2 separate regions of the Homo sapiens genome follow, and region 1 is linked to region 2. A link is an interaction called in ENCODE POLR2A ChIA-PET data of the cell type or tissue named here. Cell type or tissue: GM12878. All regions are shown on one strand.

Evidence for each region. ChIA-PET counts read pairs that join two places held together with the same protein. Peaks named below come from ENCODE experiments on the same cell type or tissue, not always from the same donor. Only the 100,000 strongest peaks of a DNase experiment are listed, where the experiment ranks them.
Region 1: POLR2A ChIA-PET joins it to region 2 with 5 read pairs; 2 of 35 experiments call an interaction of 5 or more read pairs at or near these places.

The regions. Positions count from the first base shown.
Region 1 is chrX:45,528,791-45,532,790 of GRCh38, reverse strand. No RefSeq gene overlaps it. Among named protein-coding and RNA genes, the nearest start is that of LINC01204, 25 kb to the right of the region's middle. In GM12878, no CTCF peak of the experiment used is centred here; no DNase peak of the experiment used is centred here.
Region 2 is chrX:45,751,315-45,755,314 of GRCh38, reverse strand. It overlaps MIR222HG (miR222/221 cluster host gene), which reads left to right. Exons shown (of 2, transcript NR_170290.1): 2 at 1-4,000. Among named protein-coding and RNA genes, the nearest start is that of MIR222, 6.2 kb to the right of the region's middle. In GM12878, no CTCF peak of the experiment used is centred here; a DNase peak (open chromatin) is centred at 1,504.

The DNA.
Region 1 (4,000 bases), 220 kb after region 2:
CAGAAGCAGGAAGGGTGAAAGTAGGCTTATAGATCAAATACCACAGACCCCTGCTGTTCTTACCAAGTTTTGGTATGTTTTCCCGAATAAATGTTTCCTCATTTGCTATATACACTTAGGACAATTTCCACTGCCTTTAAATGGTTATTTTAAAGTAATTTTCCTCAGTTTCACTGTTGAATGTGTCCATGGAACCTCTTATGTTGCCATTCCAGAAATAGAACTTCTTTATTTTTTGAATTCTGTGTAACTCCTTTGCTTTCTTATGGTCTCAAATGTCTATTTAAAGGGATGTTTGCCACATTTTATCTGGAATTTTAAGATTATCAGTCTGTTTTCTGTCTCCAATTTGTCCTTCAAAACACTTCAAATATCAGCTTCTGTGAAGTTCTTCTTCCCCCAGATAACCAAGGAGTCTCCTTCCTCTGCTTTCATGATTATTTTTTATTATCCATCTATAACATTACATTGTAATTAATTACTTGCATATGTAACTCTAATTCAAATGTAAGATTCTTGAAGGCAAGAAAAACATGTCTTATTCTAATAAAGTGCTTCAGTAACTAGTAAAGAGTTTGGCATATAGTAGAGAACTCAACTGATATTCGTAAAGCTAATCAATAACTGAATTAATTGTATTTTAGTTGTCTAAATAATATATGATGAAGGTCTGAAACAGATCAGCAATATATCTAGGAAGGTAATATCGTGGCAGTGTTAACCCTAGAATAATGTGGGAGTTAGGGGTACTGACAGCTTACCCAGTCAAAAATTCATGTATAACTTATTACTTCCCCCCAAAACATAACTACTAATAGCCTACTATTGACTGGAAGCCTTACTGATAACATAAACAGTTGACTAACACATATTTTCTATATCATATGCACTGTATACTCTACATTTACAATAAGGAAAGCTAGAGAAAAGAAAATGTTATTAAGAAAATTATAAGATAGGCAAATCTATTTGCTGGTCATTAAGTGGAAGTGGATCATTAGGAAGGTCTTCATCTTTGTTGTCTTCATGTTGAGTAGGCTGAGGAAGAGGAGGAAGATGAGGGGTTAGTCTTGCTGTTTCAGAGTGGCAAAGGTGGAAGAGGTGGAGGAGGAGAAAGGGAAGGCAAGAAAGGCAGACACAATTGGTGTAGCTTTATGGAAATACATTGCAATGTGACTTTTTTGCTTTTTCATTTCTATAAAAATGTTTCTATATGATACCAATCCTTCTCCCACTGTTTGCTTTCATTTCAGTGCCCATATTATAGAAGGGCCCATGTTGTAAAATAAGTCAAAATAAGTCTTGAAAAATTGGGATGCTTCCATCAGATTGTCCAATGTCAATTTGTTTTCTGGCACAGCTTCTTCAACATCTTCTTTTTCATCATCTGGCACTGGTTCAGAAGCACTCATCTCCATCAAGTTGTCTTCTGTTAATTCCTTTGGTGTGATGTCTATTAGCTCTTGAATTTCTACAAGATCTGTATCTTGAAATTCTTCATCCACCACCCTTTTTGTCATATTCACAATTTCTTTTATGATTTCCTTGATTGACTCTGTTATAAATTCTGTGAAGTCATGCACAACATCTGGAAACAGTTTCCTTCAGCAGGAATTTAGTTGGGCTTGATGGCTTCGACAGCTTTTTCTATAGCAACAATGTTATCTTCAATGATGTAATCCTTCCAGCTTTTCAAGATGCTACCTCTGTCGATGTTCTCTTCCATAGCATTGACAGTCCCTTCCATAGAGAACCATGTGTAATGAGACTTAAAGACCCTTATAACCTCTGATCTAGAGGCTGAATTAGAAACATTGTGTTTTCAGGCAAACAGACCACTTCGACACCTTAGGTGTTGAACTCACGTGGTTTTGAGTGGCCAGGAACATTGTCCAATATCAAAAGAACTTTAAAAGGCAATCGCTTAATGGCAAGATACTTGCTGACTTCAAAGATGAAGCATAGATGGAACCAGTCCAGAAAAAGTGTTCTCATTGTCCAGGCTTTCTTGTTGTACAGCCGAAATACTGGCAACTGGTGCTTACCTTTCTTTTCAAGGCTCAAAGGTTAGCAGCTTTATAGACAAGGGAAGTCCTGATCATAAACGCAACTGCATTTGCAAAATAAATGTCCTTTGTGGCACTTTAAAAAAATAGAATATGGCTCTTTTGTCTGCATTAAAAACCTGTTCAGGGAGATGTCCTTTCTCTTTAACAATTTTCTTAATGGTGTCTGGCAGCTTATCTGCTGCCTCTTGGTTGGCAGAAGCTGCTTCTCCTATTAGCTTGACATTTTTAAAGCCAAACCTCTTTCTAAAATTATCAAACCATCTTTTGCTGACATTAAATTCTCCAGTTTTAGATCTTTCACCTTCATTTTGCTTTAAACTGTCATATAATGACTTTGCTTTTCTCAAATCTTAAATTAAATTTAATCTCAAAGTCTATAGGTATGCCTTTCTTATAGCAATCCTGCACACACATAAAAGCTGCATTTTTCAATATGAGATAAAAAGGTATTTCGCAAAAAGTGCAAGGTTTTTGTGCCTGCTGGTATAGCTGCAGTGACAGCTTCACACATTTTCTTTTCTTTTTATATAATGGTCCTTACAGTGGATTCATTTGAAATGGTGGGCAACTGCAGCTGCAGATCTTAGTCTATGGTACATATCAAGCAAATCAACTTTTTCTCATAATGTCATGACTTTTCTATGCTTCTTGGGAGCATTTCCAGCATCATTAGTGGCACTTCATATAGGTCTCATGATGTTACTCAAAGTTTACAGTATTGCACTAAACATGATGAAAAATACACAAGAAATGTGAGAGATCACTTTTTACTGCCATATGCAATTTACTAGAGAGACGAACTGCTCCTGTGGAGATGATTAGCACCAAATGGTGTTTTCAGTGAATACACAACACTTGAGCTCACCACGGTAGCAACAATAGGTGGCTATGAAATGATTACAGTAGTAAAGTATGTACTACAGTTAATTTTATGCAATTATGATTTAATACTTCATCTTTACATTTGTTTACATTTCTCTCATGTGCAGTCTTTAAGTGTTTGTGTACATTTTAACAAACTTTAATAACAGATTCATGTACACTTTATGGTAGTAAATGATAAAACGGACTAGTGTCTACATATATTTTATGCATTCATGACATACCTAACTTTTAGAAAATATTAGATATTTCTAGGCTACAAGGTTCATCTTCAAGTTTTTTTCAAATTGTCATAAATCTCTAAAACATTTTCAAATATATTTACTGAGAAATATTCATGTACAAGTTGAGCCATATAGTTCAAACTCATGTTGTTTAAGAGTCAACTATAATACCCTACATTTACAAGGAATTGTCATTCTTTAAAGTTGTATCCATTATTTCATTTGTGCCTCAAAGATTATGGCTGGAAAAGCATTTATATTAAATACAAATTGTTATTCTTCCAACTCAGTATTAATTTAATACTGTTTTAGTTATATTACCTGGTGAGGCCAGATGCAGATCAACAGACAGAAACCAGAAAGAGTTTTACAGTTTCTTATACTGACAGTTCTCTGGGAAGAACACAATATGCCACACAGGGCCACTCAGGGGAAGCACCAAGGTTGGTCGTGAGGCAAAGGAAGAGGGAAGACAAGTGTCTTTATTGTGGTTTCTGCAGGAAGGAATGGATGAGGCAGGATACGCAGGCTTAGGATTGACTAATTTGAGCACTTTCAGTGGGCTCCAGGGTATAGGAGCTGCCTCTGGTTATCTGATACCTGCCCTTAGAGTAATTAGGAAAAGTGTATGGTGGCCAGGAGGGTGAGAGTCTCATAAGGGAGGTGGTTGGGGATATGGGCTTAACCGATTGCTCAGTGAAAATTGACTAACCCCTACATAGGGCCTCAAAACTGTGTCAAGACGCATTTTGTTGTTGTTGTTGATCCATATTTTCAGTTTACTGGCATACAGAAAACATTTTATAAAGTAATATGGTAGACTTC
Region 2 (4,000 bases):
AGTTTTTCAGTGGTGATTTGTGAGATTTGGGTGTACCCATCACCCGAGCAGTATACACTGTACCCAATTTTTAGTTTTTTTTTTTTTTGAGACAAGTCTCACTCTGTCACCCAGGCAGGAGTGCAGGGGTGCAATCTCGGCTCACTGCAAGCTCCGCCTCCCGGGTTCATGCCATTCTCCTGCCTCAGCCTCCTGAGTAGCTGGGACTACAGGCACCCGCCACCACACTCGGCTAATTTTTTGTATTTTTAGTAGAGACGGGGTTTCACCGTGTTAACCAGGATGGTCTCGAGCTCCTGACCTTGTGATCCGCCCACCTTGTCCTCCCAAAGTGCTGGGATTACAGGCGTGAGCCACCACGCGCAGCCCCAATTTGTAGTATTTTATCCCTCACCCGCCTCCCACCCTTTCCCCGAAGTCTCCAAAGTCCATTGTATCATTCTGGCACCTCTAAAACCAGACATGATTTGTTTTCTTGACTTCGGCTTGAGAGTTCCAATTTCTAACTCTAATGGACTTTAATCTTAGAAAATCAGGGGATATAATCATATGGTAGTGCAAAGAGTATCAAATTTTGTCTAAGGATGACAATCAAAGGGAGCCCTATTTTTTTGTTTTGTTTTTCATCAAATCCTCGAATTTATTCCATCCCTAATTCCGTGGTCCTTCATGGCATTCATAGGGGCAGCTGTGAAGAAAAGTGGTAATGTACCTGACGACTCTCTCCTGTCGGTGTCAGGGTTGCATTTACTATTACTGATCCCAGTAATAGGATGAGTTTGATCTCTCAGCATGAAAAGAATGACCATATTAGGGATTTGTTTGTTCTCCAGACTACAGAAAGTTTGATAACCAGAGTAGGACTTACTGGAGAGATAATGTCAGAATGAATAGAGACTGTCTGTGAGAAATTTGAACGGGCTCAGTGCTGTTACCTACTAGCTAGAAATGGGAAGCAAGGGGATGAATGTGAGGTTGGGGGCATTGAGTCAAGAAGAAGATCAGGCAATTCTGGAGCTAGGTAAATTGGGATCATTCCTGGCTTGTCACATCTACGTGGGACATTTAGACTATCCACGGGCTGGATACCTTAGGAAAGTTCCTTCTGGCTCTGGGACTCACTGCTCTTTCAGCATTGCCAATTTACATCTAGTGTGTTCTTGTTAGAAGTGGAAGGCTCCTCTTCATTTTTGAGCTCCTTGCGCCCTGTCATTTTCTCTGTATGAGAGGGTTTTGCTATTCCTTTTTGAGTGAAAACGACTCCCATAGCATATTGCCATTCACACTCCACCAGGTCTCCCCTTCACACACACACACACACACACACACACACACACACACACACACACCATTCTCTTGTCCTCCCTGAGCCAGTCCTTTCAAGGTTATATCATCCTTTAGTGCCAAGTACCTCCCCTGACCTCTTTCTTCACTCATAGAAAGAGGAACCAGATTTCCCCTGTGTGACTGCCATCAATACAAACAGCAGTTTTGTTTCTGTTATTTCCCCTTTCAACCTAGTGATAAAGTTTGCTGCTGCTGCTCTCCCCACCCCGCACAGGAAGAAAGACTTCCTTCCTTCATCTCTTGACTTTGCCCAGGCCTATGAATAATCTTCGCTTTGTCATGGACTCCGGATGCTCACCTTTTCTAACATTTTTTTTAAACCTCCAAGAGTTACTCCTCAGCCTCCTTCCCTTCCCCACCTTCTGGTTTTCCCTACCTGGTAAACTTCTTATTCTACCTAGTTAATAATAGTGGGCGCCCATGAAGCTCTTGCCTCATTGATGAGTATCTGGGCATTGGGCTTCCCTATGTCCATTTTCTCTTCTGGTGTATTGACTGACGTCTCTCTCCCTGGCTCTTTTCTCACTTGCGGTGGTGCTCCCTCTTCAATATCCTGCTTCCTTTTTACATTCCAGACTGTCATGTTGTAGACCATCTCCAATTGTAAGCTGAGTGCTTGATATTTTGCCATTTTCCTCTTTGTTAGTGTTTTGAATCCTAATTTTTAATCTGATTTTTAATTATATTGATGTTGTTTTTCTAGATACTTATATTTTGCTCTATAGAACTGTCCATACGTTGTCAAAAAACCTTCCACTGTCAGCACAAATACAGTCCAGCATCAACCAATAAGGAGAGAAGAAGGGGTAGAAGGATGCTGTTGTGCTATTATCAAGGCTTTGCATGGTCCTTGGGGTGTACCGAGTTATTTCCTCCAAAACAGTTGAGGTTTCCTTACAACCTGTTGAAGAACTGATCACACGTCCACTGTGTGGCAGCCACTCTGGGAGCAAATACTGGACTTGTAGGTTAGGTCTTTATACTGTAGTCTTTCTTCGTAGTTTGAAAATATCTATTTCCCCTCTTTCCCTTCGTTTAACACATTTTAGAACATTCTTTCTTTAAAAATCTTAATTAGCGTTTCCATTTTCTCTTTGTTACACAAGTAGAATCCATGTTTTCATCCTGTTCCTCTTTGCTGAAGTGTGTGTGTGTGTGTGTGTGTGTGTGTGTGTGTGTGTGTTTTGTACCTGATAGGTCATCAAATAGCATCTGCGGGAAATACATTTAGCCCTTCATCATTTAAAAATCATTTTTATTAGTCTTTCCGAATCTTCACACTTCTTCTGCTAACTATCTTCCTTTCTCTTCCATTGTGGTGTGAGCTATTTATATAAGCCACTTAATTTTAAAAGTCCACATACTGTCATAGAACTCATAATAATTGATACCTAATGTGGTTGAGCTTCTGATAACCATCATAAGCAAAAGAAACTGTATATATGGATGTTCTCTTTCTGGTCTTCCCTCATTACCTGTTCATTTGTCTTAGTTTTATCATTTTACTGGAGTAGATTTTATTTCCCTGAGGACCCTTCTGTGCTACAAACCTGTGATGGTACACAAACACACTCTAAGACAGTGCTTTCACTAGTCCATACTTCTGTTAAAAGGAACATACACTCTTTTACAAATAGCATGATCTTATAAGCACCCACAAATCTTACAGAAAGCTACCATAAAACTAAGAGAGAAAGCAAGAAATGTTTAAAGGATGAAGAAATACAAGAGTTTCCCTGAATGGAGATAGTCTTCCACTGTGTGTGTGTGTGTGTTTGTGTTTGTTGTTTTTTGAAATGTATCAGTATAGGTGTCAGGCATTTTACTGTCTATTCACTCACATTTCTTTATTTGACAAATATTTACTAAAAGGTGACTATGATCTAGTGTACTATGCTGGTACCTGGGGAATCTCAAAATTATGGGACTGATTCTTACCCTCAAAGAGCACATATTCTCACAGGGAGACACATTTCTAAACAAATTGAAGAGCAATGTGTCTTGTGTTTCTGGCTGAGACCACAGACTCAGTGATCTGGGAACCAGCCCCCAGTAGTATGCAGCTAACTTTCCAGAGGAATCCAGGAAGGTCCCTTAGCATCCTATAAGAGAGCTGGGCCTTGCAGGGAGGGAAGTGCTTGTCAGGCAGTGTTCAGAAGCCGAATTTTGCTCCTCCATCAGTCCATCTGAGGAGAGGGAAACTTGATGGGAAGATTCAAGGAAGACGACACAAAGAATTTTGTACCATAAGAACATTGTATGACAAAAGAAGTTCTGTACAGTGCCAAAAGCAGAGGCTTGGTAGAGATCTGATTATAAATGAAGGTTGCAATGGTAGACATGTGCGATGTTGATGCCTTTAGAAAATAGCACAAGGCTTAAAAATGAGACCAAATCCACAGAAAGGCCTCGGTAATAGTATAGAGTAGTAATGGGTTAATTGTCACTAAATAAGTCTCTAAGTCATGAATTCTTGAGAGAACTGACTGGTTTTTCTGCTATTCACAAGCTCAGAGAAGTTACTTTATTTTGACGTCCTTCTTTTGTTTTTACTTATCATTGATGGAATGCAAATTATTTTCCTCTTTCTTTTATTTAAAAACGACAAGAATTCCTCACCATCGTTGCACACTGCTGACATTGTATGTAGAGA